Regions from separate parts of the Mus musculus genome. Here regions 1 and 3 are each linked to region 2. The links are chromatin loops, found by intact Hi-C in ENCODE. Cell type or tissue: left cerebral cortex. All regions are shown on one strand. Each heading gives the region's core, and the rest is flanking DNA. Links, peaks and the distances in the headings are about the cores only. Region 1 overlaps Dgat2 (diacylglycerol O-acyltransferase 2). Region 2 overlaps Gdpd5 (glycerophosphodiester phosphodiesterase domain containing 5). Region 3 holds the start of Map6 (microtubule-associated protein 6).

Evidence for each region. Peaks named below come from ENCODE experiments on the same cell type or tissue, not always from the same donor. Only the 100,000 strongest peaks of a DNase experiment are listed, where the experiment ranks them.
Region 1: it touches region 2 in a loop (2.3-fold over the local background); 2 of 42 quality-filtered maps call a loop at or near these places.
Region 3: a loop joins it to region 2, with 2.5 times the contacts of the local background. A loop is called at or near these places in 2 of 42 quality-filtered maps.

Annotation. Positions count from the first base shown.
Region 1 is chr7:99,164,213-99,174,493 of GRCm38, reverse strand. Dgat2 (diacylglycerol O-acyltransferase 2) reads left to right here. Exons shown (of 8, transcript NM_026384.3): 2 at 4,668-4,796; 3 at 9,305-9,412; 4 at 9,789-9,859. Among named protein-coding and RNA genes, the nearest start is that of Dgat2, 13 kb to the left of the region's middle. In left cerebral cortex, for the core only: no CTCF peak of the experiment used is centred there; DNase peaks (open chromatin) are centred at 4,590 and 8,117.
Region 2 is chr7:99,445,601-99,455,881 of GRCm38, reverse strand. It overlaps Gdpd5 (glycerophosphodiester phosphodiesterase domain containing 5), which reads right to left. Exons shown (of 18, transcript NM_201352.3): 8 at 7,662-7,760; 9 at 7,316-7,409; 10 at 6,795-6,940; 11 at 4,086-4,168; 12 at 2,739-2,889; 13 at 1,880-2,098; 14 at 1,250-1,407; 15 at 823-970. Among named protein-coding and RNA genes, the nearest start is that of Klhl35, 15 kb to the left of the region's middle. In left cerebral cortex, for the core only: a CTCF peak has its summit at 4,955 (motif pointing right); a DNase peak (open chromatin) is centred at 4,968.
Region 3 is chr7:99,265,890-99,276,170 of GRCm38, reverse strand. It overlaps Map6 (microtubule-associated protein 6), which reads right to left and starts at 8,724. Exons shown (of 3, transcript NM_001048167.1): 1 at 6,858-8,724. The coding sequence starts at 8,149. Gm26705 (predicted gene, 26705) reads left to right here and starts at 8,953. Exons shown (of 4, transcript NR_103487.1): 1 at 8,953-9,026; 2 at 9,700-9,764. In left cerebral cortex, for the core only: no CTCF peak of the experiment used is centred there; DNase peaks (open chromatin) are centred at 4,421, 5,067, 7,933 and 8,777; H3K4me3 peaks cover 5,885 bases; H3K27ac peaks cover 3,469 bases.

The DNA.
Region 1 (10,281 bases), core at 834-8,833, 280 kb after region 2:
TGCATGTTACAGTCCCTGTGTGGAGGTCAGATCACAGCTTGAAGGAGCTGGTGCTGTCCACCATGTGTCTCCCAGGATTGGGACTCTGCTCAGCAGGCCTCGAAGCAGTTAGCTTACGCATCCAGGCTCCCGTCTATTTTCTCATTTAATCTTTTCCAACAACCCCATGAGGTTATTCTAATGCTCAGAGAGCTTTAATCACTCATCTCATGTCACAGAGCCAGACAGGGCAGAGCTGGCCCTTCTCCAGAGTGGGGGCTTAGGTGTACTCTGTCACTCTTAGGCAAGGGTGAGAGACAGCCAGGAGGCCCTGGGAAATGGCCTCTTCACTCACTGTGATATTAGGTACTGAACAAGAGGCATCTAACACAGTTCCTGTTGTTCCCGTTCTTGGTCCCTAAGATGGAGGCTGTTGGGTCCACTGGCAGGCAGCTCTCATGACCTTAGCTGGAGCTTGACCATGGGAGCCTCTGGGTGGGGTTGTCCCTTCTTGTACAGCCAGTCTGCACAGAACTGTCCCCATGGCAGTGAGGCACAGTGTAGGCGGAACAGGCAGCCCTCCTCATACAGGTGTTATCTTGGGGTTTGGGTGTAGACTTGCCATGTTTAGTACTGTGGCATTGTTCAAGTGACTGAAGAGACTTGGGTCTGGTTTCCTGTGCCCTCTCCATGAGGTTACCCTCTTTGGGTTTCATCATGCTGGTTTCCTCCTTGTTGTGTGCCCTTCTAAGGAGTACTGTGAGACAGTGAGATGGCACAGGGTGGTAAGACATCTGCTCTGGGCCTCTGTGGCATTCCCTTCCCTCTGTCCTTCAGACATGGAGTGGTCCATGGGCTGTATGCAGGGATCAGCCTCCTGAGTGGCCTGTGGGAGCCTTGGCTGCACAGGACTCGTCTATTTACTCTCCACTGTACACATATCATCTCTTCTGTGAAAAGCCATGTTTACAAGAGGAGGTTCTGTTCCCTTCGTGAGTCAGGGAGACTGCGCTTATAGACAACCAGAGAGGCTCGGCGTTTTCAGAACAGGGCTGGCTTGGATTCTTGAAAGCAGCCCAGGCCAATTGGGCATCCAACCTCCTCTGAGGCCAGCCATGTTGGATTTGTTCAGCCATACAGCAAACCTTCATATTGCCCCACACACAACCCCCTGCTGCCATGGCCCCGTGTGAGGTTCTACACACACAGATGGGACAGGTCCAGTCTTGGCACTCACAAGTCACTGATAGGGGTGGGTGACATGGGATTCTGTGAGACTGGAGCTGTGTAAGCGGAGAAGAGTGGGTGTGCCCAGAAAGGCTTGGGATGAGGAAGTTGAATTTGGCTGGATGCTAAGACTCTCTTGCCCACCCTACCTCCGAGTCAAACAGGCTGGGTGTGGAGGTGGTGGCATTTGATTAGCTTCCTCACCAGCTGGACTTCTGCCAAGCAAGCTGGAGTAGAGACGTGTTAACAACTGGATGGCAAAGGCTAGTTCCGCCCTGGGGATGTACAGGGAACCCTCACTTCCGTGTTCCCCAGGTGATCGTCCAGGGCTGCTGCAAACTAACTTAAGGGCCCAAATTCTGGCCAGGAGGTAGACACCAGGGACCATGAGCTTGATCTAACTCACTCCATTTTAGAGAGGGAAAGCCACCCAGTTAAGTTGACATAGGAATTGGTGGCACGGCTGGGACTAGAACCCAAAAGCCTACAGCCCCTCTGTGCTCTTTAAGAAGCCTTCTATAGCATGCCTGTCATTCAGCACTCAGGAAACTGCAGCAGAATTGCAAGTTTGAGGCCATCATGGGCTATGAGACTTGGCAAGACCAAAGCTAATTGGTAAAACACAAAATACGAACAAGAAGAACATGAAACCGTTCCTGATCTACCCTCATTACTTTCCATTACTTCCCAGCATCCTGCAGCTTCCTGGGGGAGAAGACAGAAGGGATGTGAGACCAGCAGCATAGGGGCCCATGTGAGCCTGAATTTGGGTCTGAATAGAGTGCCACACTCTGAGAGGCCCTGGCCATGATCAGCATCACATGGGGGTGACGATGACAGACTCCCAGGATTCCCAGCTTCAGGATCTCCTCGGGTACCATTCTTGCTGCTCTGCCCTGCATGGAAGGAGCCCTAGGGATCCGAATGACTAGGGTTGAGTGCCTTTTTCTCATACTAGCCAGGCCCTGTCAGGGCACTGGGGACCCAGATGTGAATCAGAACTGACTTGGCCTCTGGCAGCATCTGGTCTCATGTGACAATCATCTTGAACTATGTCCTTTGTACAAGGAAGAGAGTGTGGAAGCTGAGAGGGAGAGCTTCCTTCTCCATCCCCTGCTGTTCTCTCCTCACTTCTCTGTCAAACAGAAAGACTCCCTGGGGTGGCTAGAAAGCCTCTGTTAGGTTCCAGGCTTGGGTGGTCCCCCCGGGAATTGTACCTCCCTGGAGGACATACGGTCCTCTCAATCTGGAAAGCCTAGGGTGTCACCTCTAAGGGCAATCACTGTCTCTTAGGTCCCTCAGGGCTTCCACTGGCGCCTGGACTTGAGGCAGGCCAGGCAGGGGGGATGTGGGAGTGGATCTTAGGAATGTGGTCCTGTGGTTCACTCCCAGCCTTTCCAGAGATCTGCCATTTCCTTCGCAGAACTGCTGCGGGTCCTCCCTGGACTACATTCCCGTTTTGCAGGCAAGGCAGGCAGTAGGTGGTTGGTCCAGTGAGACAGGGTGAGGACAGAGTGATGGGCTCTGGCCTGCTTGGATACAGACCTGCAGAGTATCGCAGGCCCTTGGTTTTGTCTGTATAATGGGATGAGGGTTGAACAAAATGGGTGCTCCTTTCTATTTACTTGTAAACAATTTCAAAACACGAGGGGGACTTGGGACTTTGTTTTTTTTGGGGGCGTGGGGTTGTCAGTTTTGGGCAGGTCATATGACCAGTAAGGAGTTTCTGCATGCCTCCTCCCCATCCCTCCCACCCCCCAGCTGAGTGCTGGCCCAGCTATGGTTGACTTTGCTGACTGAGATGCAAGGCCTGCCAGCGTAGGGTGAAGGTTTCAGGCCTGGGCTTGGGCCTCACTTCCCAGCAGGCTCAAGGTGTCTTCCTATACCCTATGTGCCTTTCCTTAACCACCCCTCCGAACTCTAGCCTGAGGTTCTGCCTACTGCAGTGGTGGGGCTGACAGCAGAAGGCATTTGTCATGCATTTCTTTCCTGCCTAGCAGAAGGCTGAACCCTGGTTCACTCTCTTACTCCATGTGAGACTTAGATACTTCTAGTTGTTTCTCAAATTTAGCACCTGGGAGTATTGTCAACTGCAGAATTGACTCAGTGGACCCTGGCATTTCTAACCTGCTCACAGGTGATATGACGGTGTGTCCTCAAAGAATGCTTTGGACAAGGCATCGCTACAACACCTTTTGTCTTCCTGCCAGTGGGGTACCTGGCCTTGCCTGATAGGCACCTATGCTTAGCCCTCAGCCATTGTTGATGACAGTGATGTAGCCAACCAGCCTTATGTCAGGAGTTTAGACTATATCTTGGAATTTCATTCCTCTTATACATATGCTTGAGACTTGTCCCCACATATAGTCCAGGGAATGAAAGGTCATAAGACCCTTAAGGATATAATTGTGACAGAGTCATTTGTCTTCCCTAGTGCCACCTCTCCTGTAGGCACCAGGCTTCCTGGCGGCATTACCTTTAGCTTTTAGAGTCCAGGGGTCATCCTGGGTCTACAACTACAGAGCCAATTAATCAAGCACACGTTGTCCTGATTTCCAGTCTTGGCACTTGCTTAGAAGCAAACATAGGTACAGCCCTGGATCAGGTGCTTCCGTGTGTCCTGTGTGTCTTTGCTTAAACACCACTCCAAGGCGGGTGTGGTGGCGCACACCCTTAATCCCAGCATTTGGGAGGCAGAGGCAGGCAGATTTCTGAGTTCGAGGCCAGCCTGGTCTACAAAGTGAGTTCCAGGACAGCCAGGGTTATACAGAGAAACCCTGTCTCGAAAAAACAAAAAAAAACCAAAAAAACAAAAAAACCACCACTCCAAACACCAGCTTGGGTTTTATCTGCCATGCTGGGGAGTGTAGCTCTTCACTTTAGGAGAAGTAAGATACCCCCGAATCTTCCCTCAGCCCCAAGCTTTGGGAACTGCATCGAGGATGAATGTAAATCCCTCTTAAGCTGGTAGTGGTCTAGGATGAGAGTCAACTTCATGGAAAGAAGGCTGTCCAGAGTAAAGGGAGTGGGGCAGGGATCCGGAGGCGCAAAGTACACTTGGACAAAAATCAAAACAAAATATTGCAAATTGGATGTTGGACTTCTGTCCTTGGCCTCATAGCCACAGGTATCAAAGACTAAATATTTGTACTAGACTCAGATAAAGGAAGATATGTGTTTGGAGCATAGGAGATGGAAGAGATCTGGCCTCCTATATATGGCCCAAATCCACAGCTTGCTCTTAGCTTCCCCAGTACGACATCCCCTTGTTTTCTATGATTTAGGGAAGGCTGTAAAGCAGCCATCAGAGAGACATTTGGTCGCCGAGTGAGGGTTCAGTTATTTCTCATTCTGTGGCCCACATTCAGCTGTCTAGCCAGGCATCTGTGGGAGGGGTGTTACATTGAGGTGTCTGAGGCTGGGGAGCAGGCTTGTAAACAAACGGACGTCTTCTCCTGCAGGCACTGGCTCCAGCATCCTCTCAGCCCTCCAAGACATCTTCTCTGTCACCTGGCTCAACAGATCTAAGGTGGAAAAACAGCTGCAGGTCATCTCAGTACTACAATGGGTCCTATCCTTCCTGGTGCTAGGTAAGCTCACCTAGGGTGGTGGTGAATGGGGGTGGGGTGGACATGGTTGCATCCAGTGAAGTCATCTTCTTCCCCAGCTGCTTTCCACTCACTCCCATGTTTAGGTCAAACATTCCACCATTAGGCATGCCAGAAACCTTAGTCCATAGATGTAGTATGGCTTCTTCATTTGGCAGCTTTAACTTGCCCAACCTACTTGCCTCTGGTGCTGTGGGCTGCCCGGAGCTCGTGCCCTTCTTATAGTCAGTCCAGCTTATCTGCCAGCCAAGAGCAGGTGTGTTGCTTTGCCGTAGAGCATGCATTGCCAGGTTTGAGACCTACTCTGACTTTCCTTAGGCTTCTTGAGCTCTCAGAACAAGCACGCTCCTCTTGGATGTGAGGGTGCTGCTCACTTGGTTTCGGTAGACATCGTGGGGGTTGAAAATAAGGGTTGAAAGCCATTACACAGAGCCTGCTGGTGGTCCCATTGTATGGATTCTGGCCTTAGAGGGTCCTGAGATCCCAATGCCAGTCCCTATCCCCTCTGCTGGATGACCTCCCCAGGGACTCTCCTGCCCGCGGTGGCTTTGTGACACTATTTGTGCAGGCTGACTGGGTGCTTCACTGCCTGCCGGCTAGAATCATTTGGGGTGAAAGCAAACACTGCTCTCTTGGGACCTCCTCCTCATGCCCAGGCCTTATGTCCTCAGCACAGGTTAGTGTCTGAGCACATGGGACAGATCTGCTGCAGAGCACCACGTGTCTGTTCTTGGAGCCAGGTCTTCAGGCACTGTCTCTTCAAACTGCCCAGGGTGGCAGGAGCTCAACAGACATCAGATGATAGAGAGCAGCTGCCCTTGAGGCAGGCATGGAGCCTCAGCCCACGCTGTAGAGCAATGGGAACAAATCCCACATGTGCCGGGTTCTTGGAATGTCTTTTGTCACATTCCTCCTACACAGGTGAGCTGGAAATGTAGAGCTTTAGTGACAGATCATGACACACATTAAAGGGCAAGTTGGAGTTTGCGTCAAAACCTAGTGTATCCCCTTACCGTGAGGTCCAGAATCAATGGACAGAGACCACAATATTGAACTCCTAAGATTAAATGCAAGGCCATGTAAACATCTTTATTGCTACAAAGGGTGGCTGTAGCTATCCTCAGATTCTTACAGGGTCACATGGCCCCAGAAAGGTGAAGAAACAGGTTTGAGGACAGGGCTCAGACCCTGAGTGTGGTTTGCATACCAGGGTAGAGGGGACAGTGCAACTCATCTTTGTTCAGACAGGAAGGCAGAGTCTAGTGGGGTCAGAGCCTTGTCCAGAGCCACAGAAGAAAATAGAAGGAGCCAAGACAAGAATTCAGTGACCCCAGCCTCTCGGGCCTCTCAGGCCTTTCGGGCCTCTGCCTAGTCTGCCTTACCAGCTCCTGCTGTCTCTGTTTTCACTAGAAGCCACCACTTGCCTTAGTGGGTCAGAGCTTGGCTGCAGGGGCACTGAGTACATTGTGCAATCCTAGCCCAGAGAGCATGTGATAGGGACTAGGGACTGGCCCCCGAGCTGTAGGTTAATGATCTGTGAGGCCCAGCCACAGCCCAGAAACTGGCTCAACGTGTCTTTCCAACCTGCTGCTTGGTGTAGGTGAGAGCCAGAGCTGGGCAGATGATCAGGCCTGCTTAAGCTGCTGTTAATGACTACATGAACAGTCGCAGCCACTCCCTCCCTCCCTCCCTCTGTGTCCCAAGCCTGTTAGCAGAGGCAGACTCTGCTGGGACGCTGCTACAGATCCCCTCCAGGTTCCTCTTACACAGTTTTTTGTTTTGCCGTGTAGTCCACTAGACCTCCGGTGAAAGCCGAGGGCCTTCTTGGCTCCTTTAATTGTATAAATAAAGTGCATTGGGTCTTAAAGGAACTAATAGTGCTGGAATATAAATATGTAAACGTTTGAAACCCAGTTGGATATTTAGTCATGTGTGCTTTTTTTATTATGTGTTGAGTTAGAACGTAGCAGCAGCTATAATAATTACTGATCTTAAGTAGTAATCAATGGAGCATCATCAAGATTGCTGAGACTGCTATAATTTGATATGAACACACCCTTGTCGTCTGTGGGTATCGTGTCAGCAGGCTTTGCTAATACTTCTGTGGTTGAGTGAAGGAAATGCTAAACTTCCATGTGCACCCAGTAGAAGACTTAGATGTCACTTTGCCCCCCCCCATACAAGTCCACAGGCACTTATGTAGTCCAGATCACGTGTTAAATTCCAACATCATGTCATTTTATCTTGCCAACCTCTGTAAGAAAGTAAAGGCTTAGGTGTGGGCAGTGGGCAATACATGGCGGGGCCAAGTCACCGAGTCCGCTTGGTCCTAGAAGTCCCTGCTCTCCACAGCCCTATGGCTATGTCTCCTACCGAAGAGCACCCACACACGGCCCTGTACTGCCAGCTGGGGGCCAGAGCTCTGCAGTGTGAGGTGCTTGCGGCTGCCATGTCCAGGAAGGGATGCATGCAGGAAGTTCTGGGTGAAACAAGCAGGCTGAGTCAGACACTGTGCTAACATGTCCTGGGCCCAGTGGCATTGGAGGGCTTCAGCCTCATCACCTGAAGACATGGCACAGGCAGCTGCTATAGGTTCTCCAAAAGGGAGATCATGTTATGGGCTAGCTCATAGTTGTCTTCCCAAGCCCCCCTCTGTAAGGTTTTTGGATACAGGATCTCATTATGTAGCCCTGATTGGCATGTGCGAGCGTTTGTGTGTGTGTGTGTGTGTGTGTGTGTCTATGTAGTCCAGGTTGGCCTCAACTTACAGAGATCCAGCCTTCCAGAGGGCTGGGAATAAAGTTGTGTGCCACCATGCTCAGCAGGTAGCTCATTCTTTTTATTTAAAAAAAAAAAACAAACCCTTTCTATATTGGTGGCTGGAGCTGGAGAGATTAATCTCACCTTGTTCTAGCTCATAGCCTTAGCTCTGTTGGATAGGCAGGGGGTGAGAGAAAACACACAGCCCGAGAGAGGGCAGGGGTAGCCCCGGCTACATAAGAGCCAGAACTGGAACACCAACTCTGGTCTTCTGTCACTTAGTCATGCAGGAAGGACAGGTGTGAAGTGATGACCTTCCCTCCCATAGCAACCAGCCTCCCAGCATCACGGGCTTTAGGATGTTTTCACGACATCCTTTCTGAACTCCATGAGCCTGGCCAGGCCCTGGAATGAACAGAGCCTTTCTTTGCTTTGGACACTGCAGAGGCTGGCACTGGAGGAATCTTTTTCTGGGACCAAGGAAGGGGGCCGGAGGCAAGCTGTCGGAACAATGTACTATCTGCAGCCTAAATATAGGCAGGATTCTTCCTGGCTGCCTTAGGACCCACGTTATCTTCAACAGGGTGTGCGGGCTGCAGATGCTTCCTAAGACCCAACATCCTATGGATGTACCACTGCTACACTGCTAAGTTGTCTTAAGAAACCACATGGCCTGCTCTCCAGAAACTGCCGTCTGGTTTTAGTTCTCCTAGGGAAAGACTCGGGAGGAAGAGTGTGAGAACCGCAATTTCCCTGTTCTTAGGTTCACAGAGATCTGCATCTAGACTTACTCTTTCTCATGGAAACAACTCTCAGACAGGCTTACCGTTGTAGCTGGCAAAGGCCTATGAAACCTGAATCCCTCTCCCACCCAGTGTGGAGGATTAGGCGGCAAGAGATGGATGATGGGGTAGTGTGATACTGAGGGGTGGTCTGGAGGAACAAGGATCTGACAAGGGCTTGAAGACTGGGTAGAAACCGAGAAGAGCAGCCATGATGAAGGCATCTGGGGTGGCCATAAGATACTGGCTCTCCTCCTCTCTGGGCCAGGTCTTTCAGCAACATGGCCTGCCAGTAGGTGCAAAGTACTAAGTGTTTGGGGAGCGGGAGTCTGGTGTGCTCTGGCTCTGGCTGGGGGCTGCCTAGCCTTCTGTATGTTACAGGGGACAGCTCTCCTGTGACAACAGTCCTCTTCACCCCCGACTCCACCCCTCACCCCCTTGTCCCACCCCCCATCCCCATCACAGTCTGAGATTTCTCACCTTTGGTGAACTTCTAAGGCCGAGTATGGACCATGGACTTCAAAGTCTGAGTTTAAATCCTGGCTCTCCTCTAGGTAGGCATGGGCAAGTCGCTCCTGCCACGTTTTCATCTAATGCAGAATAAAAGTCACCCTGCCTTAGTGACTTCAGTGGCTTAGCTACTTGGTAGATATTCCTTTCCTGTGTCCAGGGTCTTTGCTGGGCACTGGCAAAGGGCCATGCAAGGAGGAGACATTAAGAATCAGCTTCACTAGAAGCTGAGGTCTCCCTCTATTGCCCGTCCTGCTCATGCCGGGAGCTCCTAGCACTAGGACTCACCAGAGTCTTAGTAAATGAGGCCTGTGCAGGCTCTGCTCCTCCTCACTGAGCCAGTGCTCCACCTACCAACCACTCCCAGTGCCTAGGCACCTGGGACCTCTGCCTCCATGGGAGCCTGGGAGGCTGACCTGTTGTCCCCTGCTCCCCCAGGAGTGGCCTGCAGTGTCATCCTCATGTACACCTTCTGCACAGACTGCTGGCTGATAGCTGTGCTCTACTTCACCTGGCTGGCATTTGACTGGAACACGCCCAAGAAAGGTAAACGTCTGCTCTCCCGCCTGTGTTCATCCCGTACCCTAACAAGCTGGCTCTGCACAGCTGCCGCTCCTCCTCCTGGCTGCTGCCTCTTTTTATGGAACACCTACTCTGTGAAAGACCTGGGCTAGGCTGTGTATGGTTTGGGGTGGGTGATTTGGAGCTCCCTCAGTGTGTTCACAGAGCTCACCTTTCTTAAGGGATGGCTGGGGGAATGTATGTGGGAAGGGGCCCACTGAGCAGGTACAGACATCCTATGTGGGCTGCTAGACAGACACATCCCTCACGGGTCCCTACTGGCTGTGTCTCACCTCACCTGAATTGCTCAAATGTCCCTCACGCCCACTCCTTTTCAACACCGTGTTTTGTTTCCTGGAAGGTGGCAGGAGATCGCAGTGGGTGCGAAACTGGGCCGTGTGGCGCTACTTCCGAGACTACTTTCCCATCCAGGTACAGATGTGCTGTGCTGTCTCAGGAGGACAGGAATAGGTGGGACTGGACTGGGTTGAACTGTTTGGGGTCTCCCACCATGAGGATCTGTCCAGATTCCACTGACTACATCAGACCCAGGAAACGTTTGTTCAGTACATATACTTGGTAAGGTGAAATCAAGGCCTTGGAGACAGAGCACTGCTGTTTTTAGCCATAAAGAGGCAGAGTTGCCGCAGTCGGACTTGGCAGCCAAGGCGACGAGAGAAGCATGGTAGTCACCGGCTTCTTGTGTGATTCTTGGGGGAAAGCAAGACTTGTTTGCTTCTAAAAGATAATTCTACACCGAGGGTCTGTGTGATGTAAGGGGCAGGCAGGCATCTCTGTGTTTTGTGGTATTGCTTCTCCTACTTAAGTGAAGATTGAGGTTATAACTTAAAATG
Region 2 (10,281 bases), core at 840-8,839:
TCACAAGCCCCATATATGTGTCCTCAGTACCCTTGGTTAATGGGGGGCACTTTTCTGTCCATCAACTCCCAGGCCTGAACACTACAATATGTGTGCTTCTGCTGCCTGCCTAGTACTTATTTCATGTCACCTTAGAGGAGGTGTTTAAGGACCGTGGGCAGATGGAAGCTGAAAAGCAGGGTCTTTCAGGACTGGCAGGGGTCATGATAAGTTGTATGAGTCTAAAGCTCATGACCCAGGCCTCCATAGCCCCCTCTCCATGACTGAGGCCCTCCTCTGGCCTTGCCCACACCTTTCTTCCATGAAACCATCGGTAACTTAGCTCTGACTTGCCACCTCTGCCACCCTTAGCTACGGAGCCTTCTCCTATCTTTGTGGCCTCAGGGACATGGCAAGGGGCCTCTGCCTCATCCCCAGGGTTATCTCAGGGGCAGGAACAGGGGCTCAGCTGGTCTCAGGTGCTCCAAGACTGATCTCCTCACAGTCCTCTGTGTAGACCTGCCCTGCCCTCCAGCCTCGTTCTGGAACAACTTTTCCTTTAAAACTAAATCTAAGGAGTAGCACCCATGACCCAGGAAAGTGTTAGCTTCTTGAGTTATCACTAAGCCGTGTGATCTTTCATATGGGTCAGGCCCAGGGTCCCCAGAATTTCAATGCAGACCTAGAAGCTATGATAATTCCATTCTGTCTAAGCCTACACATACCTCCCACCCCCAACCCCATACACCATGGATGCTACCATCCCTGGATGTCCTGCATCCCCTCCAGGGAGAGCCCTTACAGGAAGATGGATGTCCTCGGGCCTCATAGTCTCCAACTCACCATGATCCAGAGTGGAGAAGGCACCCGAGAAAGGGTATGGGAGTTGTCGGAAGTGACGGAGGGGACCCCAGCACACCACAGCAGGGAGAAGAGCCACGGTGCATTGACAGTGTACAGGTTCACACTCAGGTTCCACGATGCATAGTCCCTGGGCAGGGGACAGAGGTCTTTAGCTGCTTTGCTGTGGGGAGCTGGAGAAGCACCCCTCTGATAGCCAGACACTTTCTCAGCCACCCCAGGAGGAAAGTGTTTGTGTCCAGGGGCACCAGCACTGCTCAGTGGTTCCCATCTCACTCCCAAACCCTGTGTGCCAAGGCTCCCTGTGTATTCTGCACTGTGCCCACATGTGCTAAGTGGAGGGTTGAACTGGGGGGATACACAGTCCCTCACTCCTCCAGGGCCACCTTGGGTGGCACAGGGCAGGCACCTGAGCTCCTGGTGGGACACCTGAGTGTAGCGGAGGTTCAGCTTCTGGATGTGACCTTTCCGTAAGTTAGCGATGGCTTCTTTGGATCCAGATGTTTGCTGGAAGCCAGGAGCCATCTTCCGTACCAAAGGCCTCTGCCTGTTAAATAGCCACATGACCTGCCGGCAGGAGACAGGGTGGTCAGGCTGGTCAGACCTCTCACCTCCAGATTCGGGGAGAGGGTCTGAGACTTCCTAGACCCTTCAAGGGTCAAAGTGGGGCCTGTCCGAAGCAGTAGAGCCCACAGTGAACAATTTGGGCAGCTTGCCTGGTCAAGACAAGATGGACAAGCCCACCCTCCCCTCCTCTGACCACAGTCAAGAGCATCTAGAGAAACTGTGTTGTCAGAGTGGTATCAGGTTCCCAAACGGTCACACCACAGTGATTTGGGCCAGGTTCCACTCAAGTAACCAGAGAATGTGGGCCACCACCCTCCTCTGAGAGATTCAAAGGATCTGTTGTCCCCACAATGGGCCAGTCAGGAAAATAAGGTGCACACAGCCCTGTTTCGCCAACAGGGAAACTGAAGTCTGGAGAAGGGAACAGGTCTTGATGCAGGGGGCTAAGCAGGGGTCACCCACTGGGCTCCACCTGGTGCTGGGGGAAGCCTGAACGCAGCACGGCCTCCAGTGTGACGTTGAGGAAGCTGCCACGGTAGGGGTGATCACGGGGCGGGTCCCGAAGGTTGAGCAGCAGCGAGGCATTGCCCTTGGCCAGCTCCAGCAGCTCTGCCAGGCTGCAGATGGACTGGTTCTGAACCTCCCTGTGGTCGGAGGGTGACAGGGAGCTGGCCGTCCAGAAGGGGTCGGTCTGGTAGAAACAGGGACATGCATGCTATCATTAGGTCTTTGGAGCTTTCAAACGCCTTCCTTCCTGGCCATGGGGCATGGAGACCCGGGGCTGCCAGTGGCTGTGGATATGTTGAGCAATTGACTGTGGCCCAGTAGGGGTCTTAGGAGTGCCTGACATTTGCCTCTATGTTCCCCGCCCTATCTCCCCCACCCTCGCTTTCCAAGTGAATCCTTTGCTTAGAGCCTGTCCAGCGTGACCGTGAGTCCACTCTGTAGTCAAAGATGACCTTGAGCTCCTGTTCCGCTTTACCCTCATCTCTATTGCTGGGATTGCCCTACCCCATCAGGGTTCTGTGGTGCTAGGGAAGGATCCAGGGCTTGGTACACGCTAGGTGAGCACTCTGCCAACGGAGCTACATCCCCAGCCCTGCATCTGCAGCTTCAGCAAGTCTACTAAAGATCAGCATCCATGAGAGGGAAAGCCAATCAACAGAGACCCCACACAAGCAGTGACAGCTATGGGGTCCAGATGCAAGGGACCAGAGGGGGGGGTCACTGGCTAGCCTGGTCAGGAGCATCTGAGCTGAAGGCCACCTGCCTCCTTCTTTAGGAGCCTTCCATGTCTCCCATGCCTAAGGCAGGCCCAGGTACAGGCAAACCTTGAGGAACCACTGGCCGGCATTGAGCCTCTGCAGGACAGTCCAGTTGAGCATGGCAGCAGGCCTGCGGGCAAGCTCCGGGAACAGGTGCTCCACATTGGTGGTCCGCCTCAGGGTAGTGTCATGCATGAGAAAGGGCACACCATCCAGGCTGCAGGAGAGGATCACTGTCACCGCCCACTCAGAGATATCATCTGTTCCCATCACCACCCTCCCTACTCCCCGCCCTCAAACGACATAGCTGTTCTGTGTCCATCTCAGCTGCAGATCCCCCCCTAGGCCAGTGAGGACCTCAAAGGGTTCAAGGGACAAGTCCTTGGCTCTCTACGAAGGTCAAGTGGGGAAGACAGCTGGGGAGGGGAGGGCTGGGGAAAGTGGGTCTGTGCACTTAGCAACGATAGAAGGGAAGTACTGCCTCGCTTGATAATGGGGAAAACGGAGGCTAAGCAGGAAGCGTTTAGCTCAAGGTCCATGGCTACTAAATGGTGGAACCTGGCCTCAAACCAAGTCCTTGAAATGTCATATTGATAGCAGTGCCTGCACAGGTCCCTTAGACAACGTCCACATACTTCCCGCATCCTCATAACCCACCAGGACTGGCCACAGCTCACAGAGTTCCTTAGTGTAGAATAATAATAAAGGGCTCCCTCGCTCCCTGTTCCTCAAGAAATTTTATCCACTCCTATGGAGAGGCGTGGGGCGTATAATCTATGTGGTCTACACCAGGAGTGGTAACCTCACATATGTGGTGTAGCTGTATATTGTACACCCCGTGGGGCAGTAATTGGTGGCCCTGCCTTCTCTCCGCCTCAGGGGTATCCTTTGAGTTACCCCTGAGGTTGGGATGGGTTTCCCCGTTGGTTGACATTCGTGTTAACACAAATGCTGCATCTAGAGATGGAAATGTTCACATCACTTCCATATGATCTGTTTGTTTGTTTGTTTGTTTGTTTGTTTGTTTGTTTGTTTGTTTGTTTTGAGATGGGGTTTCTCTGTGTAGCCTTGGCTGTCCTGGAACTCGGTTTGTAGACAAGGCTGGCCTCAAACTCACAGAGATCTGCCTGCCTCTGTCTCCAGAGTGCTGGGATGAAAGGCGTGAGACTCACAGGTGTCATTTTTTTCCCAACAGGTCTGTGTCCCCACACCTAAACCCTGACTGGACAGTAGTCTGTTCTTTCTATTCTGGAGTCTAGCACAAACCTCTAAAAGGATGCCTGGCTTGTTGTGATCATCCAAGTCTTCATCCCCCCTCCTATCACCAGGGGCAGGAGGTTTTTATGAGGAGACCCAGATGCAGAGGTGGGGGTGGGGTGAAGAATGGCCACCACCCTTCTCTGCCATACTAACCTGATGGTGATGTCAGCTTGCAGCCCATACAGCCTCTGCTCCAGCGCCTTCCGGAAGGACATCACTGTGTGTTCTGGAGCCAGCTGGAGAGGAAGGACTGGTGACGGCAGAGCTAGGGTCCAGTTGGTGACCCTTCCCCAGCCAGTGGGAGGTGCCCCCTGCTAGGTCTGCCTCTCATTCTGGCTCCTTTGTGGAGTTGCTATGGGAACCCGGGCACCCACACAGCTGCTTCAAGGTTCCATGTTTTCATTTGTTATAATATGTATACCTCATGGAGGTTTGGGGGGAAGGGACAGGCAGTGTGCTGGGTATGGACTCGTATGAATATGAATGCCTGACACAGCCATAATAACAGAGTTAGCAAATAATCACTCTGATCACATTGTCCTTGCTGTATTACAGGCACTGAACAAGACTCTAGAAGCAAATGGCCTTCCCCACAGGCCTGTGGGCCTACAGTAGCTTTGGGCAGAGACTGAGTGCTTGGTCCCTTCTGGCTTAATCTCAAAGCCCAGTCTGGGGGGAGATTCTGGAGGGGGAAGGAGAGAGGATGGGGTTGCTGTGGTGTGATGAGTTTCTTCATCTATACAGCAATAATAATAATCTCTCCATCGCTACACTGGCACATGGACTCAAATTCATGCTTGACACCTAACAATAAGTTTGCAACCCTAGGGCAGATCATCACCCAGAAGGTTGACTCCAGCCATTGAGCTACATGACCCTGCCTTGCAACCCTGGGTGAATCCTCCCTCCTAAGGACCCACCCTCTCTTCAGACCTTTGGGGATATGGGAATCACTGTTCTCTGTGGGTATCTAGCTGGGCAGTGAGTCTCCTTTGGTCCTGTGCAGAGTAAATTGCCATACCTCTTCCTACCACTAGAGGTCAGCACCAAACCAGAGATTGGATTTAGACCTGGCAACTCAAAAGGCTGGCAATCATTTGTGAAGCCTTCACAGGAACACACTCGTGGTGACTCTGGCTGGACACAGTCATTCACAGTGACATGGAGAGAGCACTGGCTATCCGTGCCTCCACACCCCCCCCCGCCCCCCAAAAAACAGCACTAAAGTGTCTGCAAAATGGCTTAGTAGGTATAGATTCTTGTTGCTAAACCTGACAACCTGAGTTTAATTCCCAGGACTGCTTGGTAGGAGGGAACCGTCACCTGCAAATTGTTGGCTGAATCTCCACACGTGTCCTGAGGCATCACAATGCCACATTTTTTTGTAAAAAAAAAAGGTGTTTTGAGGGTTTTTTGTTTGTTTGTTGTTGTTTTAAAGTTGACCTTACAGAAGTAAAGAGCAGAATAATGATCAATAGAAGGTAGGAGGGGGAGGGGAGGCCGGTCACCAGGTGGAAATGATGGGCCATGTGAATGGGTTCTAGCATTCTACTGCAATAGGGTGGCAGTGGTAAATGCTAACTCCCTGTGTCTTTTCAAACAGGCAAAGGAGAGGATTCTGGACGCTCCTAACACAATGAAACAGGGTGTGATGTGACAGGTGGATCACTGCGGTGTGAGGATAATGCATTGTACAATTGAGAACCACACCGTGACTTGCAAATATGCATCACTAATTATCCTGTGTCAGGGTAAAAACCAAACAAGCATAAAATGAACGCCACACCCAGGCACGGGGCACACACCTGTAACCTTAACACTCAGGATGGGGATTCAGGTGGTTTGTGAGTTCCAGGCTATTCTGGGCTGCACACCGAGACCCTATCTCAGAAATGGGACAACAGATATAATGAGCAAGTCACCACCGCAGGATGGAGCAGCCAAATGCACAGCTTGGGAGGCTGTCTAGAGACAGCTTCATCAACAGATAAATAGCACAAAGGAGACTGGGGGAGGGGCTGTCACAGATGAAAAGGCACTCGGGGGACATGTGTCAAGCAGATGGGCTGCATGATGTCATTTGGATCATGATTTTAAAAGTCTGCACTACAGAAAGATATTTTTGGAGACAAAGGAAAAATAACTATGATATTAGGTCATGTTAAATAATTGTTAATTTGGGGGCTGGAGAGATGGTTCTGGCTGCTCTTTCAGAAGACCTGGGTTTGATTCCCAGTGCCCACATGGCAGCTCACAACTGTCTGTAATTCCATCCAGTCTCAGGGGATCCAACACCCCTTTCTGGCTTCCACGGTGTCAGGCAAAGCAACCATACACATAAAAGTGAAAATAAATACTTTTAAACATTGTCAGTGTGGTGTTATAGTCATTATCATTATGTATGTATATACATGTGTGTGTGTGTGAGAGAGAGAGAAAGAGAGAGAGGGAGAGAGAGAGAGAGAGAGAGAGAGAGAGAGAGAGCATGTGCACACATGCTTCAGTGCACACGAAGAACATCCTCTCCTTTATCTTTATGTGGGTGGCAGGGATTAAACTCAGTGTGCCGGGCTTTTACAGCAAGTGCTTTCCCCTGCAGAGCCATCTCCCCAGCCTGTTGTTTGCTTTTAAGTCCTTATGTTTTGGGCGTGCTGGCATATGCCTGTAACCCCAGCACTCAGGAGGCAGAGGCAGGAAGGCTGGCGGTAGTTTAAACCCCAGCTTGTCTCAAGCAGATCAAACCAAAACCAGGAAGTCCTTCTATGCTGGCGATACATCTGCTACCACAGACATGACATTTATTTCCCACATGCTCCTCTCCTGCAACAGCTGTTGCCCCGGTCCACCCTCTGGGGTGCTTACCATGGGAGCCCCTCGGTGGCCGATGAGGGCAGGTTTGGGGCCCAGGTCTTTTTTCTCCATGATGCAGGGAGAGGAGATGGTGAGAGGGATCAGGTAGAAGGTGAAGACCACGGCGAAGAAGGTACAAAGAATGGTGAGCTGAGAGGCTGCAGACACGGGCAGTAGGAACGTCCCATGAGCCACTGTGCATCTCTCACCAGGCCCAACCATGCCTAGCCAGCCAGACTGGAGTCAGAACGTGGTGTTCTGTGGAGTGGCCTTTGCTCTGACAGGAAGTGAACCCCACACTTAGGCACACATGTACAGGAAGACATGGACACCCAGAGCATTCTTTTTTTTTTTTTTTCCACCCAGAGCATTCTTTGGTAGCATCTATGACTAGCCTGGAGCCAGCCCCTGATGCTGAGCACAAGGGCCCCACCTCATTCCCAGACCACCCAGGTAGAGTCCCTGGACAGTCTAAGCTGGCATTTGTATTCATGGAGGTCAGGATGGGTGGGCCCTCTCTAAGGGGTACTCACAGGACCGCTCTGCACGGGCAAACTGTCCAGCGACGATCCAGGAGAGTGCAGTGATGGCCACCAGGGCCCCTATATGCAGGAATGGTGCCGTGCCCTGGGTGTGAAGAGAGGCAGGAGGGACCAGGGACTCAAAGGCAGGTCCAGACCCTCAGGTCACCAGCATGCTGCTGACCGTCTCTACCTACAAGACAGGCAATCCTGTCTCCATCTGCCCACTGAGGATGCTGGGAAGCCTGCTGTGCAGACCCCTCCCTGTTCCTCTCTGCGCCTTGGAGAAACAGGAGTGATAAAGGGTTGCAAGGGTCCTGGGGTGGCAGTGTCCCTGTCCCTAGCCCGCCTCACTCACCTGCAGGGAAATCAGCAGCACCTCCCACTCATCCTCCCAGAGCTGGGCCACTGCAGACATGGCCACCACCGTGGAGGCCAGGATGACCACCAGCCCCATCTGGAGAGGAAAGTACCAGACAGAGGGTCAGGGCAAGAATGAGGGGACCTCTGTCTGGGAAAGGAGGAGGAGAAAGAAAGCAGACGTGCCCACAGGCTGGGCAGGGGCAGTGCAGTGCAGTGCTTTTAATCCTAGCACTTGGGAGGCAGAGGCTGGTGGATCTCTGTGAGTTCAAGGCCAGCCTGGTCTATAGAGTGAGTTCCAGGACAGCCAGGGTTATATAGAGAAATCCTGTCTCAAAATAAAACAAAACAAAAGCAAAAACAAAAACAAAAAAACAAACAAACAAACAAAAAAAGATAAGGAGGAGGAGGAAGAAGAGGAGGAAGAACATAGTGCAAGAAGAGGAGGGAAGGAGAGAGCCAGGGATGAGCTGAAGGCTGTATGGACAGTAAGAGGCCAACCAGAGGCAGAGGCAGGAAAGGCAGGCAGATCCCAGGGAAAGAGACGTGGAGAAAGAGAAGGGAAGATGAAGACAAGATGAGGACAAAGTGGAAAACAAGGGCCTCTCTGGCATCAGGCCTCTACCAGGGCAGTAGCCTGTGAACTGTGCAGTGAGAGGGGGCTGGGCTCACACTAGGGGGTACTTGGCTCACAATGTCGTCTGTCGGACTGGCAGCCTAGGTCTCCTACATTTGGCTGCTTTTCTCTTGACATCAGGTCTCATGTAGCTTGAACTCCTGATCCCTCTGCTGCCTCCCTAGTGCTAGGATTACAGATGGGCACCAGCATGCTCAGCTTACGCTAGGCTGGGGACTGAACCCAGGGTCTTGACTGTGCGAGGCAGACACTACCAACTGAACTATATCCCCAGCCCAGCTTCTAGTATGTTCCATGGGAAGTGTGGGGCACAGCTGTAATGAGCATTGAGGTACCTTCAGGGACAGAGATCTGTGCCAACCGGCACCGGAAACCCCAAACTAAGTAAGACTAAGCTGGGGTTCCCTGCTTCAGTCTTCTCTGGAGCCCTAGAATCCTTCCTGGTCTGGGCTCCTCCCTCATTCATAAAAGCCCCTGTCTGTGGTGGAATGAGACAGCGGTGGGTGGGTGGAGGAGGGACTCTGAGGAGCCCTTTCTGAAGACATCTTATTACAATAGGAGGCCAACCTCGGAAGTCCTTGCAATAAAACTGATTCCCCATAATCCTAATACAATTAAAATTTCATCACAGTTTTACAATTGCTGCAGTGGTACCCATCATGCCTGGTAGCATTATCGAAATGTTTGGGAAAGGGTTTTTCCCCATGGTGTCATTCAGACACAGGAATAGCACAGGCTTGCAACCTTGTGGCTCCCAGGATCTACCCAGAGGCCTGGGGTAGACCTGCCTTGGCACTTCTGTCCTTCTGGGCTATGACTCATGATGGCAAGGGAGGGATCCACTCATTCATTCGTTTGCTCATTCATTCATTCATTCATTTTTGCCTGTGTGCTGAGACCCAAGGAGAGTTGGAATCCAGGCTTGTAGATTGGTTAGCTTCTTGGCAGATGCCTGGAGTCTCTACACCTGGGTCAACCCCTGTTGCACTGGAGGAGGCTAGCACCTTCCTTCAGGGAACAGCTCTGAGCAGGGACAGAGGGATGATGATGAGTGCCTTTCAGGGAGGGGTTTGACACATAAATAAGGACATGCATGTAAGGTGCTCTGCACAGAAGCTGCCACCAAAAGGAAATGAATATTAGATGTGAGTGCTGCCATTTTGAACAATTATAACTGAAAGGGATAACAGAGAGAAAAGGACGTGTCGCATACAGCAAGTACTCAATAAATGCTGCTTGATGCTGTTATGACAAACATGGTGTCCGGCATACTGGAAGTTCTCAAATGTGCTTCTCTCTCTCTCTCTCTCTCTCTCTCTCTCTCTCTCTCTCTCCAGGACTTCTCTGTGTAGCCCTGGCCATCCACCTGCCCTTTCCTTCTGAGTGCTGGAAGTAAAGGTGTGAGCTGCAGGTCAAATGTGCCAGCTGGAAAGACAGAAGCTAGCACCAGAAAGAACTGTCATGCGCACCAGCAGCCTGAGAACAGGCTGAACTCACAGTCAGTGCTGCTGAACTGTCCATGGGGCCCAGCAGGCCTCAGGCCAGCTCAGCAGCACCTCCTGTGGTCAGGCAGAGTCTGGCTTCTCTCTGGGCTTCAGCCCTCCTGGGTACAAGCCTTGAAGCCCAGCTGCTGCCTCCTGGGGTGGGGGAGTTAGGGGCACAGCACAGGGGCAGAGGGAGTGCTCGGAGCACAGCATCCCTCTGAAGAGGCCTTTGAGATGGCTCTGGTGGTGGCTGGGCCTTCTGTTTGTCACAAAGCAGCTCTCTGAAGTGCCTTGACTTCCCCACTTCCCAGGCCCCTCGCAGGCCAGAGCCCTAGGCCACAGTGCTGCCCTCCTTGCCCATTCCCAAGCCTTTTGGCCCTCCCCTGCTTGGGACTCAGCGGAACCAGGGAGTCTAAACACAGACCAGGATTAAAATGTCCCTTAAAACTGACATCTTCAAAGCAATATGACCCTGGCACAAGGCCAAAGGGATAAAT
Region 3 (10,281 bases), core at 1,550-9,549, 180 kb after region 2:
AACTGACATGTACAGGACAGACTAATGACCTAATTAACCCCAACAAGACCAACCTTGAAAAAAAAAGAGAAAGCACAAATTAATGCCAGGTGTGAAAAACACAGCTACAGGCAAATAGATATATTTAAAATGTCACAAGAATGCTATTACCAAGTTTATGTCCATAACACTTGAAATTAGAAACCAGAAAATGTCAGTATCAATTGCTGGAACTGGCTCAAGAAGAAATGAAAAAAAAAAACAACCCTGAATAAATAACTCAAAATGAAGATGTCTAAATGGTAGTAAAATTCATGAAAAAGACCAGTAGGTGTACAGGAGAATTTTATCAGATAGTCAAGAGACAGCCCCTTCTACACAACTTGGTCCAAACAATTTAAAAGTAGGGAAATCAACTCATCTAGATTTATAACCTCAATCCCAACATTATTTGAGCACAATGTGAAAAAATTGAAAATATCAGACCAGTTTCACTTATAAATACACATGCCAATATTTTAAGTTATAAACAGCAAGCCAAGTTCAGCATAATAAAGATATTTCTTTTATCTAAGCAAGGATTACCTCAAGACAAATAATATGGCTTAGCCTCAGGAAGAGCTATCAATATTAAAAAGTAAAACCAGACATCAGTTGATATAGAAAAATTACTCAATAGGATCTAACAGCCATCCCTATTTTTTAAAAACTCGGAGCAATGTAGGAGAATGAGAGGTTTCCCAAGCTGTTCCCTGAAAAGCAGAGCAGACTTCATCCTTAAAGATAAACTGTTAGAAGCCGTCCTGTGTCCCTAGACAGACATCTGTTGCCACGGACCGCTCGAAACAACAGATGCACTCTAATCAATGCAAAACACAACACAAACAAGGCGCAGACACATTGGAAGCATGGCAACAGATTACTACTTGCTAGAAACACATAATCATCTCCTTGACAGAGCTGATTACAATGTGGTAAGGTTCCCAATCACAAGATTAACTTAGGGAAATAAATGTATTGGAGCAATAATAAATTAGTGGATGTAGCAAAGATGCTCCTCCCAAGAGGAACAATAATTAAAGGATAGTACAAAATAAGAGAAAACGAGTGTGTGGTATTCGCTCAGGCTAATGAAACGGAAAAGGGGATCCAGAAATGATACCCAAGTATATATGACACTTATGTGCTGGGAGAGACCTAATCAGGGGGGGAAAGGAAAGCCTTAAAAAGGGGGTGGGACAATGACACCTGCGAGGGGAGAGGGGGAAGTTGGTTTTTTTTTCAGATTTACTTTATTTCTGTGTGTCTGTCTGTGTGTCTGTGTGTGTGTGTGTGTGTGTGTGTGTGTGTGTGTGTGTGTGTGTGTGTGCATGTGTGTGGATACCCTGGAGGTGAATTACACGTCCTTATGAATTGTTTATTGGGGGTGCTGGAAACTTGAGCCCACTGCAAGAACAGCCATCTCTCCTAATTGCTGAGCCATCTCTCCAGCCCTGGGGGATCAGATCCCTAACATAGTCTATACACGAAGACAAAAATTCAATGAGTTTGCTACAGGCTTAACTGTAAGAAGATAAATTTAAAACCCTGTATGCATGATTATATATTCATATAAGATCTTGTGGAGGGAAATTACGTAAGTGAAGGATGTAGCCGACTTGAACAAAAAGTGTGTTTAACGTACTTTAAAAATGGACAGTGCATTTTTAACAAAGAAAGCCTTAAGTCTTACTTAGTAACAAGAATGGATTTGGGGGTTCCACTTTAAACTTGCCAAACAGGATCTGAGGACATAGCCTGGGGATCCGAAGCTTGGAAAGTTCTTCAGGAGGTTCTTTCTTCCCATCCTGAGGTTTGAGAACCCTGACTACAGAATCACCAAGAATTTAGAATGTTCAGATGTCCCGGCTAGATACCCAAGATGCACTGCATCAGAACTTCTGGGTGGGGCATCTATACATCAGCATTTTCTTTAAAAAAAAAAGTGTGTATAACCATTTGTGTGCATGTGCACATCTGAACACATGTGCACACGCATGTGGAGGTCAGAGATTAATAGCAGATATCTTCCTTGGTCATGCTCCACCTTACGTTTTGGCAGAAGATCTCTCCCTGAACCTAGAACTCACTCACTTGACTAGGCTACCTGGCCACTGAGCTCCATGGATGTCACTGTTTGCTCCAGGGCTGGAGTAACAGATGCATGCTGCCCCACCTGACAGTTTTATGTGAGTTCTGGGCGTCCGGGCTCAGGTTCTCTTGCTTTCACAGCTATCACGCTACTAACTGAACCATCTCTCCAAGCCCTGCATTAGCATTCTTAGAGATTGTACTATGCAGAGAGATTGAGCCACTTGCCCTAGGTGAAGACTTGTGTGCAGAGAGGCCTGTGGGTCTATCTGCCTTTCCCCAGATGAGCATTTCCTTCTGGAATAATGTGGCAGAATTCAGGCTTTATTCTAAAGAAGACATGACCCCCTTCCTTACGTAGGATTTAAGCTCACTCATTGGTTCCCCCCCACCCCCAGCACCTTGGTTGGCATCAGCAGGGCTTGGGGGTCATTTTATGCTGTAAGTTCAACCACATTAAATTGAAGGAAATTTATCAATATGGAAGTGAATAAATTTTTCACTAAGCCCTAAAAGTCCCATATGACCAACAATTCCTAGAAAGAATTAAGCTGTGAAATATACCAACAAAACAAAGCCCTTCATCTGAGCCCTCAGGAGCTGGGGAGATGTGGGCGAGCACATCCAACACATAGAGTTTGTCTCACACATTGTGACTACAAAGGAAGGAATCGTTTGGAAAGGCCGGGCAGAAGAAGGTGCTGAGAGGTCAGCATCTGAGGTTGTCTTGAGATGTTGCTAGAACTTGGGCAGAGGAAAATTAGGGAAGTATGCAGTTGGTGCATAGGGTGTAAGCCAAGTCAGACCTGCCTTCTCTAACCTTCACACAAGGCTGGAAACCAAAGGCTCTTTTCCTTCTGACTTCCCGCTACTGTTTTCATCTTTCAAGTATTTGCCTCTGGTTTACTAGTTTCACCTCCCAGAGCCTCCCCTGATTACATCTAGGAAGAGGTTGTCATTAGCATCGCTGCAGGAGCACCTGGTGCCACATTCATCCTGTTAGCAGACAGCCAAGGCAATGGGGTTAACTGGGAGGGGAATTTTAATGCCTTCCTTACGATTCATCTATCTCCTAATTGAGGATGCAAGGTCAAATGTCACAAGTGACTCCCCAATAAAATCTACCTTTAAGACGTGGTTCTTGATTTTATAGTATTATCTATGTCAAAAGAATACATTAAAATTTTATCAACCTCATGATTATGGATAATGGCAAAGATACCCCCAGATACCATTTATACCTGCTGATAAGAACAATTTTTCAAAGCCAGAGCAGCCCAGGGTAGCTGATGTTATTCACTGACTGCGCATTTGCACATATACGATTCTGCATACAGAATAGAATGTGCATTAAATCACAGACCAGTGCATGGCGATGATGGAGGACATGTCCTTTTCTCTCACACTGCTGCCATGTGATGGATGTCACTTGTAAGGCCCAGGAGAGGGAACAGCCGCCATGGCGAGAAGAGAAGGTCGTATAAATCAAATTGCCATTGATGTGGAGCCTAATTTGGCTTCTATGGTGACACCAGGCCCCTTTACAATGGACATGGGGTATATTTAAACTAAAGAGCTCTCCAGAATCATAGCAAGGAAAAGAAAGTCAGACAATAGGGGAGGGGAAAAAAACAATGTTCCAAATAGGTCTATACATCCCAGACATTTTTTTATCTATACTATGTTATGTTAATTTATAGAACATATTACTTCTTTACAGATACTTCCACCCAAAGTCCATTTCCCTGGAATTGATTAGTGTTTCTTATGGAACAACAGCAACAAAGTAAGTTTTGCAACAAATTTGTCATAAATTCAAATTGTTCATTAAAGAAATGTCTGTTTTTTAGAAAGACACATGTTCTTAATATTTCAAAATACAACAAAAGGGCATGGATGGTCACAAAGTCAAATATATGTACTTTACAGAAAATGTGATTTAAAAAGAATCGAGGTGTTCAAAGATTGTTCATAATAAGTTGATAGAATTCTGACAGCAGATAAAAGCGATCTTCAAGAGACTCGTGTCCCCTACACGAGTCTAAGCAGCCAGTATTTGTGTAATTGGAAAGTGGACAAGGGCATGCATGCCTACCACAGGTAAGGCTTTGTTGCAGGGTAGAGTGCTATTTGGAACAAAGGCACAGACCAACATTTGAAGTGAGTCGTCGCATCTGAGGGGCGGGCTCATTCTCGAGCTGTCTGACCCAGCTTCCACAAATAGAACAACTCCAGCCAGCTCAGAAACATAAACTGAGCAGGATCACCCAAGGCGGTGTGGGAGCCTTGGCTCTCTGAATCCAACTGGCTTGATCTCTATGAAGGTGAGAAGGGGCAGATCCTGCTGGGTGGATCCACTCGCCAGATTCCACCCGTAAGGTTCCACCCACCAGGGCGTGGCAGAGTGGAAGATGAAAGGGGAAGCAGGAATCCAATGCCAGGGTACCCACAGACCAACCTTTCAGATAAATGAACTAGGATTTGTGAACACAAGTACCAGGGCAGAATCAGAAACTCACATTCATCTTGGCTTGTGGGTGTTTGTTTCTGTCTCTCTTTTGATCCTCCAGTGCTAGTATAAACATTATTATGAGAACCCCACTTCCCTGTGGCTGTCCAAGGAAAAGGAGCTTCGTCCTTGTTTGACCCAGACCTTGGAAAGGAAGTAATATACTAATGCTGGAAGGTCAGTCTGGTTGTGATATCAGTTAACCCAGAGAGAGGTACCTAGTGGGAACCAGAATGCAGGAAGCCATGGAATTCTGAGGCAGGGCTCTGACTTTTGCCTTAACAATAGAGTCTCTATTTATGCCAGTCTTCTGGCTGCATGAGAGGAGTGCCTGCAGAGCCTACTGAAGCGCCCACACACAGGGTTAGCAGAAGACACTAACTCTGTAGCCCTTCCTTCCACACTTAGGAAAAGGGCACCTAACTGACTGTGGAGCTGAATGAAGACCTCAGAAGTCACAGCTGCACAAGGCCAGCTCCATCATTATCACACACATCTGCTTCCTCAGTACCCAAGCCCGGTGCTGCTACATGTTCAAGTCAACTAGGATCTATCAGCTAGCTGATGTTGGTAGAAACATAAAGGAAGGCCCAAAAGCTAAACATTCAGAGATGTGCACTGGATGGATGTGAGGTGAGAAAGCAGGCCAAGGCTGCATGCAGCACAGGGAGAATTGTATAAACAGGGTGTGCGTGGAGGAAGATGGGGGATGTTTCTAAGTTTGAAAGCGTTCATTTTCAAGGAACGTGAATGTGCCAGAGGATAAGGGACACATTAATGTCTGACCTTTGAGAAGCTCCACCCAGCAGCTGACTCAGACAGATACAGACACCCATGGCCAAACAGTGGATGGAGCTTGGGGAGTCTTGTGGAAGTATAGGGAGAAGGATTGTAGGCCCCTAAGGAGATAGGAACTCCACAGGAAGATCAACAGAGTCAACTAACCTGGACCCTTAGGGGTTCTCAGAGACTGAACCACAAACCAAAGAGCATACATGGGCTGGACCTAGACCTCTCTGCACATATACAGCAGATGTGCAGCTTGGTCTTCATGTGGGTCCCAAACAACTGGAATGGGGGCTACCCCAAAAAGCTGTTGGCTGTTCGTGGAATATGTTCTTCTAGCTGGGTTGACTTGTTTGGCCTGAGTGGGAGAGGATTAGACTAGCCCTGCAGAAACTTGATGTACCAGGGTAGGGAGATACTCAGGGGGAGACCCCACCCACTTAGAGAAGAAGTGGGGCATGGGGAGAAGGACTGTAGGGGGCAGTGAGCAGGATGTAAAGGGAATAAGTAAATTAATTAATTAACTAATTAATTAAAAGAAAAAATAGAAACATCTGAACACAAAGGAAGAAAGGAGCTGCCTCAACAGGGAAGAGGGCTAGGGACATCCAGGAAGCAGAATCAAGAATAAGGGGGCATCACATAGGAGAGTATAAATGGAAACAAGACCTCTCACTACATCTCAGGCATGGCCAGTCATCCCGAGTCATCTCTTTCCATCTTTCCATCAGCTAGAGCCATGTTTGGCATTTAGTCTATCCTCAAAACTGTACAGAATATCTCAGCTTAAATCAGTCCTGTGTGGATAGTTCTAAGTTGACTATTATTGATCCCAGTTACAGATAAGAATGTGAAGGCCCAGGAAGGTTAAAAAGCTCGCCCAATGTGTCAAAGCTACTGAAGAGGCAGGAGGGGAATGACTTCAAAGTACTAGAGCCAGTTATTAAGGAGCATGTAGAGAAATCTGGAAAAGGGTGTGGCGCTTGAGTGTCAGCCAGGAACTGGGGGAGGAATCGAATAGGAAGAGACCAGGACAATGTAAGAGACTGGGGAGGAGAAAGGGTCTCACGGGGAAGTAAGTGAGAAGTGAATGAGTGGAGGCGACTAGGGGACGGGAGCCAGGCTGGGACAGCAGGCGAACTGATGAGACAGGGGGAAACTGACAGGGTCTCTGTGGGGCAGATAGGGAGCTGAGCTAGGCAGCCAAGAGGAAAATGTGGCTTAGGGGTGGCACAAAAAACAAGCTGGGAAAACCAGTGTGGAAACTGTTAAGGGCTTTCCGACAGGGTGGGGCAGTAAAGTCTGGGTTGAAAGGGTTCTGGAATGTGGCTGAAGAGGGTGTGGTCTGGCCCTGGAGAAGAAGCTGAATGCGAAGCTTTCGGTGTGGGGGTAGAATGGGTGGTCCTCGCGAGGGGATGAGGGTGACCAGCATCACCTGCTGCCCCAGTCTCACCTGTAAGAGCTGCTTACTGTACTCGCCACCTCCTCCCGGATTTGCCTGTTGAGGGCATCTGCCACCGCGCGCCCCTTGCCTCCTTCAGGCCCTGTGCCTTGGGCATGGGCAGCGGGTGTCTGTTCGTGCCCCTCCGAGCGACGCACCATCCAGGCCGGCCCCGCCTTCCTCCTCGTGTCGCGCTCGTCTGCACCAGATGCCTTTCCAGCTGCGGGGCCGCCCTCCTGGGTCTGAGACTGGGCGGGTGGCAGCGGCGTCTCCTCGTGCCCTTCCGTGCGAGTCACCATCCACGCGGGTCCAGCCTTCCTGCGTGTGTCACGCTGATCTGCACCGGACGCCTTTCCAGCTGCAGGACCACCCTCCTGGGTCTGGGATTGGGCTGGGGGCAGAGGCTTCTCTTCGTGCCCTTCGCTGCGAGTCACCATCCATGCTGGCCCTGCCTTCCTGCGTGTGTCACGCTGATCTGCACCGGACGCCTTTCCAGCTGCAGGACCACCCTCCTGGGTCTGGGATTGGGCTGGGGGCAGAGGCTTCTCTTCGTGCCCTTCGTTGCGAGTCACCATCCATGCTGGCCCTGCCTTCCTACGTGTGTCGCGCTGGTCTACACCGGACGCCTTTCCTGCCGCCAGCACCCCGGCTCCTCCAGCACCCTCCGGGTCCCGGGCATCAGCAGAAAGTTGCATGGGCCCGCGCTCTTGGCTCTGAGGCCGACGCTTGGGCACCCCGAGAACAGGTTGGGAAGGCTGCGAAGTCGCAGGGATTTGCACCGGCTTGGGGATCCAGGGATGGTCCCCGCGCCGGGGCAGCGGCCAGGCGCGGAAGTCCTTCTGGTACTGGGTCTCGCGCTCGAAGGGCGCGTCGGACGGCTGGTACTCGCTGCGCGGCCGGCAGCTTGGCTCGGGCCGCTGCACTTTCCAGGCGCGGTAGTCCTGTCGCATCACCGAGTCCGCGGGGCCTGAGCCGGAAGTGGAGGCTGAGGCCGCGCCCAAGCCCAGCCCGCTCCGGCCGGGGGCGGCTACAGTCTCGCGGTCGACGCTGGGCCCGGGCGCAGGCCCTGTTGCCCGGGCAACTGCATCCGACTCTCCCTGGGCTGGCTGCGTCTCTATGGCGACAGCACGCGAGGGGGGCGCTAACGCGGGCTGCAGCGGAGCTGGCGGCTGCGGAGGGGCGCCTGGGTGTTCGGTGGCCTCCGAGTACTTGGTGAAAACCAGCGGCACCGCAATGTCCGCCTTGTCCAGCTGGTTCCAGAAGCGGGCGATGCAGCAGGCCCTTGTGATGCACGGCCACGCCATGTTAGCCACAAAGCCTTTTTGTGGTCCTAAATCAAATCTCCAATCTCCCTTTAACCCCAACCCAGACCCGCCAATGTGGTTCCCACCGCTTCCTTCCCTTAGAAGCCCTTTGCCTCGTCCTCCACCCTCAAAGAGCACCCGGGGACAAGGTACCGCTGAGATAAAGTCCGTAAAGTCCCTCGATTGCCGGCTGCAAACGCCTGCTGCAGAGGAGCTGCTGTGGGCAGTGAAGAATAGGAGCGAGGCTCAGCGTCCCAGAGTCCAGGCCTAGGGCGTCTGGGCGCGCCCTCTCTGCGACTGCGGTGTCTAGCAGACCCCGGCAGAGCAAGGAGATGCTTGGCAAAGAGGCTGTGGGCTTAAGCCATGGCGCAGGGAAGGATCCGCAAGCAGGCTTTTATCTCCTTTCCGTCTGGTTCAGCCGGCCGCCTAGCGAGGCTTGGCAGCGGTCACCTCCAACCCAGACAGAGCAGAGAGCAAAACGGCCTCTATCTATACCCCCGGTGATGCCGCAGCCGCTGCCGCTGTCGTCTTCTGCTGCAGAGAGGCGGCCCCACCCTTTTTTGCGGCTCAGCAAGGGAGGTGGGGTGATCAAGAAAAGATGCTGAGAGTATGCGCGCTGCAGAAAAAAAAAAAAAAATCACCTGCTGTCGTCAGGGCGCGCAGCTGAGAGGTTGCCCTCTCCCTGTCCCCTCCTCCCTTCTCTCTGGCAGCTCCTCCCTTCTCTGTTCCCAGGCAACAGCAGAACTGGGTCCTTGATAGGTTCAAGTCCCAAGCTCCTGAGGACTTGCTGTCCTTGAGTTGCCAGCTTCATGTCCTAGAACCGAGTCTCCTCTCTTTCGTAAAATCGCCCCAACCAATGAATACTAATTTTTTAAGTGTAAGACCGCCCCGCCTCCATGAAATGTCTGTTTCAGACTAGATGCTTTGGCTTCTTTTAAAAATCTTTTTTACTTTTTTTTTTTTTTTTTTGGTTTTTGGCTTTTGTTTTTTCGAGACAGGGTTTCTCTCTGTAGTCTTGGCTGTCCTGGAACTCAGTCTGTAGACCAGGCTGGCCTTGAACTCAGAAAAGCCGCCTGCCTTTGCCTCCCAAGTGCTGGGATTAAAGGCGTGCGCCACCTTTTAATTATGTGCTTTTGTCTGTGTGTGGGTATATGCACATGGGCTCTGGTGCCTGCTGAGGCCAGAGGGTCAGAAGTAGATTTCCCTGGTGCTGTGCAGGCGACTATGAGCTCCCACCCCACCCCCATGTGAATGCTGGGACCCGGACTTGGGTCCTCTGGAACACCAATACAAGTTTTTAACCACTCAGCCCCTGAATAGATACTTTAAAAGGGAGAGCTGCAGTTAATTGGTCAGCTATCAGGCTGTACTTATGCTCCGTGTTGCTGGTTCTTGACCTAAGCCTATGTGTACAGGGCTTCCCCAGTTGTATGAGATTGGGAGAGGCCGGCCTGGGAGAGGCCGGCCTAGCCATACTCTGGCTGTTCCTTCTTTAAGCAACTGGGAAGCAGTGAGTCTACTCTCCCAGGATAAAATTGGTTCTTCTCCAGCCCAGATGCTGCACTGGGGGAAAGGGAGAAAAAGGAAGATTCTGGAAAGAGACCCAAGGGAGGAGGTAAGCGGCTGGATGAGAGACAGTTCCCTAGGAAAAGGGAGACCTCTTTGAGGGGATTCTCGGTTGTGTTTCTGCCTTCTTTTCTACTTTGGGGTTGAACAGATTTTGGAATCTAATGGACCTGCTTTGGCTCTGATACTCTCTTTGTGACTTGGGTTGTCTCTGGGCTGCAGTCCCCTGGGTCGGGGCGGGGGGTGGGGGGGTGGGGGGGGAGGGGTAGTAGAGCTAATAAATGCCTCGGGGTGGTTTCATGAGGAAAGTTAAGCACCCAGAGCAGAAGCCTGGAGTCCATACTCAGGGATTTGGATCCTGGCTTCTGCACTTTTGGCTCTAAGGCATAGACAAATTGTGGCAACCTCTGACCCTTAACTTTGTCTCTGAGCAAGGGTATCTATTCTGAACTTACAAAGTTTTTCTGAAGACTGAAGTGACACAATTCACAAGAAATATTAGCTGCAGCTCCTGGCATATAGAAATGGCTTCTTCAGCAGAACCTGTTAATATTCAAAAGCTTATC